Regions from separate parts of the Homo sapiens genome. Here region 2 is linked to region 1. The links are chromatin loops, found by intact Hi-C in ENCODE. Cell type or tissue: A673. All regions are shown on one strand.

What was found. A loop is a pair of places that touch in the nucleus more often than their neighbours do. Peaks named below come from ENCODE experiments on the same cell type or tissue, not always from the same donor. Only the 100,000 strongest peaks of a DNase experiment are listed, where the experiment ranks them.
Region 2: it touches region 1 in a loop (7-fold over the local background); 5 of 110 quality-filtered maps call a loop at or near these places.

What each region holds. Positions count from the first base shown.
Region 1 is chr9:138,112,324-138,114,823 of GRCh38, forward strand. It overlaps CACNA1B (calcium voltage-gated channel subunit alpha1 B), which reads left to right. Exons shown (of 47, transcript NM_000718.4): 40 at 75-182; 41 at 2,055-2,167. Among named protein-coding and RNA genes, the nearest start is that of FAM157B, 100 kb to the right of the region's middle. In A673, CTCF peaks have their summits at 1,442 (motif pointing left) and 1,646 (motif pointing left); a DNase peak (open chromatin) is centred at 1,518.
Region 2 is chr9:137,671,711-137,674,210 of GRCh38, forward strand. All of the region lies in intron 1 of EHMT1 (euchromatic histone lysine methyltransferase 1), which reads left to right. Among named protein-coding and RNA genes, the nearest start is that of EHMT1, 54 kb to the left of the region's middle. RefSeq lists an enhancer at 1,727-1,836. In A673, a CTCF peak has its summit at 1,287 (motif pointing right); a DNase peak (open chromatin) is centred at 1,321; H3K27ac peaks cover 394 bases.

The DNA of each region.
Region 1 (2,500 bases):
TGCCCCATTGGCGGCTGCAGGGCTGCTCCTAACATCTCTGTCTTTTCCCCTTCCCCACCATCATCCTGGTGCAGCTGGGACAAAGCAGCATCAGTGTGACGCGGAGTTGAGGAAGGAGATTTCCGTTGTGTGGGCCAATCTGCCCCAGAAGACTTTGGACTTGCTGGTACCACCCCATAAGCGTAAGTGTGAGGGTGAGAAATGCCCCCAGCCCCCACCTTTACTGTCCCACCCAGAGTGGCTGGAGGGCTGTGGAGGTGAGGGTGAGGGATGAAGGGCAGGCCACCTTGGAGAGGTGGGCTCACCTCCTCATGAATCTGCCCTCAGCTCCAACCAAGAGAGCCCTGGGTGGCAGAGGAGCTGCAGAGATGAGCGTGGGTTTGTTGTGTTGAGCTCCTGGTGTGTGGAATTTATTTTTTTTAAATCCAGAGGAAAGGCAAGAGGGGATCCCACAGGGATGTGAGGGAGTGCGGTGAGATGCCCAACTCCATCTTGTGAGAGACGTGAGGGAGCGCGGGGAGGTGCCCAACTCCATCTTGTGAGAGACGTGAGGGAGCGTGGGGAGGTGCCCAACTTCATCTTGCGGGAGACGTGAGGGAGCACAGGGAAGTGCCCAACTCCATCTTGGAGAGGTGAGGGAGCATGGGGAGGTGCCCAACTGCATCTCGTGGGAGACGTGAGGGAGCGCAGAGAGGTGCCCAACTCCTTCTTGTGAGAGACGTGAGGGAGCACGGGGAGGTGCCCAACTCCATCTTGGAGACGTGAGGGAGCACGGGGAGGTGCCCAACTCCATCTTGTGGGAGACGTGAGGGAGCACGGGGAGGTGCCCAACTCCATCTTATGGGAACGTGAGGGAGCGCGGGGACGTGCACACCTCCTTCTTTTGAGAGGCATGAGGGAGTTCGGGGAGGTGCCCAACTCCACTGGGAGGTGCCCAACTCCATCTTATGGGATACATGAGGGAGCACAATGAGGTGCCCAACTCCATCTTGTGGGAGACGTGAGGGAGCACGAGGAGGTGCCCAACTCCAACTTGTGAGAGACGTGAGGGAGCACGGGGAGGTGCCCAACTCCATCTTATGGGATACGTGAGGGAACACAATGAGGTGCCCAACTCCATCTTGTGGGAGACGTGAGGGAGCGCGAGGAGGTGCCCAACTCCATCTTGTGGGAGACGTGAGGGAGCGCAGGAAGGTGCCCAACTCCTCCTTGTGGGAGACGTGAGGGAGCGCAGGAAGGTGCCCAACTGCATCTTGCGGGAGACGTGAGGGAGTGCCGGGAGGTGCCCAACTCCATCTTGTGGGAGACGTGAGGGAGCGCAGGAAGGTGCCCAACTCCTCCTTGTGGGAGACGTGAGGGAGCGCAGGAAGGTGCCCAACTGCATCTTGCGGGAGACGTGAGGGAGTGCCGGGAGGTGCCCAACTCCTCCTTGTGGGAGACGTGAGGGAGCGCAGGAAGGTGCCCAACTCCATCTTGTGGGAGACGTGAGGGAGCGCCGGGAGGTGCCCAACTCCATCTTGTGGGAGACGTGAGGGAGTGCCGGGAGGTGCCCAACTCCACCTTGTGGGAGACGTGAGGGAGCGCAGGAAGGTGCCCAACTCCATCTTGTGGGAGACGTGAGGGAGCGCCGGGAGGTGCCCAACTCCTCCTTGTGGGAGACGTGAGGGAGCGCAGGAAGGTGCCCAACTCCTCCTTGTGGGAGACGTGAGGGAGCGCAGGAAGGTGCCCAACTCCATCTTGCTTTCTGGGGAGGAGACACAGGAAGGGCCCTGCATTAAGCAGGTGGGGATGGCCTCAGCCCGGTCTTGAGAGGCCTCAGGAGGAGTCAGGGCAGTCAGGAGGGCCAGGTCAGCATCTGGAGGAGCCCTAGGTAGGCCAAACTCCTGGTGGCCGAGCCCCATGTTCTGCCTGAGAGCCCTCTGTCCCAGTGCATTTCCAGGAGTCTTTGTGGGGGGCGAGGGAGGGGCGGCTGTTTCCTCACCTTACTTCCATACCTTGTTTCCGTGGATCCTCTGCCCCCTTCTCCGAATCTCAACTCCTGTGTTCTTTTCCAGCTGATGAGATGACAGTGGGGAAGGTTTATGCAGCTCTGATGATATTCGACTTCTACAAGCAGAACAAAACCACCAGAGACCAGATGCAGCAGGCTCCTGGAGGCCTCTCCCAGGTAGCTGGCGGCCCTCAGTTTTCCAGGAAAACTGTGATGCCTCCGAGGCTCTGGCATCCTTCGGGGGGTTGACGACGGGGGAGATGCACACCATTCTTGGAAAAAGTATCTCAGAAGGAAGATGAAAGATTCTTGCAGCTACCTCTCTGGCCCCCAGAGTCAGAAACTACACACAGCCTTTATGCTTTCCATGAGCTGGCGGTACTGGGCAGCTCCTGACATAGAAAGTCAGCACTCAGGGCCAGAAGTTGAGGGCTGGGCTGGGCAGTGTCATGGTTGTTATGGGGTGGAAGAGAAGAAGATGTGAAGACCATTTGAGGAGGATTGTTTGGA
Region 2 (2,500 bases), 440 kb before region 1:
AGAGATGGGGTTTTGCCGTGTTGCCCAGGCTGAGCTTGAATCCCTGAGCTCAAGCTTTCCACCAGCCTTGGCCTTCCAAAGTGCTGGGATCACAGGCATCAGCCACTGTGCCTGGGCCTGAATCCTATACTTGGAATCCTGATGAAATAAGGACCCCAACCCTGCAGTGCTGTGGTCCAGGCCTTGCCCCGACATGTGGCTGTGGAGAGGCCGTGGCCCCTTAGTCCTTGTGTTCGTGCTGCGCCCCTTCTCCCTGCACTCAGTGAAGCTCCCCCAGCACTTCCTGTCCAGCAGACATGACAGTGCAGAGACCCCAGGATTCTTCCAGGGCTCCGGCTACATACAGATGTGAAGCATTATTTACCTTTCGCTCTCATTCTGTGCTGAGTGTCAGGCACGAGATGTGTGATAGTGCCATAGAGGGCGTGCAGCAGGCGGTGTGAGCATCTGGCTCTGCTGACTGGAAAAGATAGGTGCACAAATGTAAAACCGTATCACTTTTGTTTCTTTTTTTAAAAGAATACTTCATTTTCATAAAGTGTTTTATGTTAACGCGTAGTAGGTTTATTGTTATTTGTACAGGAGGTTTTGACAAATGGTAAAACTAACTTGATGCCATTTTCATAAAGTATTTTATGTTAACATGTAGTAGGTTTATTGTTATTTGTACAGGAGGTTTTGACATAGTAACACTAACTCGGTGGCATTTTCATAAAGTAAATTTTATGTTAGCACGTAGTAGGTTTATTTTATTTGTACAGGAGGTTTTGACATGGTAACACTAACTTGGTGCCATTCTGGCAACTCGTGGACAAAATCCCTTTGGGGTACTCAGTGTGTTTAGAGTGTGACGTGGTCTTGAGAATGAAAAGTTTGGGAATTGTTGTTTTACCGTAAACCAAAGCGCCTGGCGCAGTACTGCAGTGAACTAACCAACCAACCAACCAGTTTCTGCCTCTCGTAGAGCTGACATTCTGATTGGGGATAAGTTTCACATTTTTGTGTCATATCCTTCAAAATAGTCAACTCCTTAGGTTTAATGTCTTTTTATCAACATGGAGATTTTGAATGAAATTCAGCCATGAGTGTGTGTTTGTTTTCCCATGCTATCTCAATCGTATTACAGAGCAGTGTTGTGGAAACATTTAAAAAACAATCTCTGACATGAGTAGGAATGTGGTCTTCTACCAGGAACTTTACCGATTGCAGAGAATTTATTAATATTACTACTATACCTTGTGGTTTTCTGCATGCAGGTTTAAGCCTGCATTTACACTTCTAACCACAAGGTGGTGCTTTTGTTCTAGGTCCGAAGGCTGACACCGGGCTGGATGGAGCTTGAGAACCAGTTTTATATGGGTTGCTTTTTTGCCAATTTAAGATGATTCTGCTTTGAAGTGCTTAGCAAAGAACCTTACCTTCCTTTTGCATCAGGGTTGTCTCATCTTAGAGTGACATCCTAGAGTGTGTAGGAACCTCCCAGCAGGTGTTTATTGAGCACCCCTTACTTGTGTGCTAGTCTGGGTGCCTGGTGGTGCTCAGAGCTGGCCTGGACCAAGTCCCCAGGGGTTTGTGGTCCCTCACCATTCTCGACTGCTGCTTTTATATTTGTTGTATTTCTGATAGGACCGTTGCTCACGTTGCTCTTCTGATCTGAAAAAAGAAATAGGCTTCTCATTTTTTCATGGTGTGTAAGTTCTGTACAGCCTTATTTTTATGTCTCATGTTGTTCTGAAGAGGAGATGGGTGTCCTGGGAGGCAGGGCAGCTGTGTCCAGCTGCAGTGTCCCTGGTGGCTGAGCTGAAGGCAGTGTGAAGCTCCGGCCTCGAGGATGTGCCAGGGAGTGTGTGGAGGTCATGTCTGTGTCCCTCCCTCAGACCCGCACTCCCAGCCTGTGCTTTACACCAGACAACTCCTGGCGAAACTGCGCTGCTGCCCTGCCTGGCACTGGCCCTGCCCTCAGGGAGGCTCTGGCCGGGGCTGCCAGTGTTCATCAGTGTCTTCAAAACTTGTTTCTCACATTAGAAAAATGTTAAGGCCCGTCATTTCATGGTGGTAATTGTGTGAGAGTATGTATGAATTGAAAAGATGGAAAATGACACAATTACTATGAATATAGTAAGATTAAAAAACAGCATCTGTATGTGTCAACATATTACTTAGCCTCCCGGAGCCAATACTAGCAGGACCTGAGAGTCTGTGGGTCCCTCCTAGGGCTGTACTGTTCTCTGGAGCCTGGGGGCTGAGGCCTTGATTGGGGGCAGGACAATCTGTTGTCTTGGAATAGAGCCCAGGAGGCCCAGACAAGGTGCTGACCAGCTAAAGCTGCTTTTTTCACACACTGTTTGAAATACGGTTAGTGGAGAGAGGCAGTGGGGCGATCCAGGGTGGGCAGGGAGACGTTCTAAAACACCAAGGCATTCCTCACAGGGTCTGGAGCGCAGTGAGCTTAGAAAACCAGCACCGTAACACATGCTGCCCTTTACGAGGCAGTGGTGGG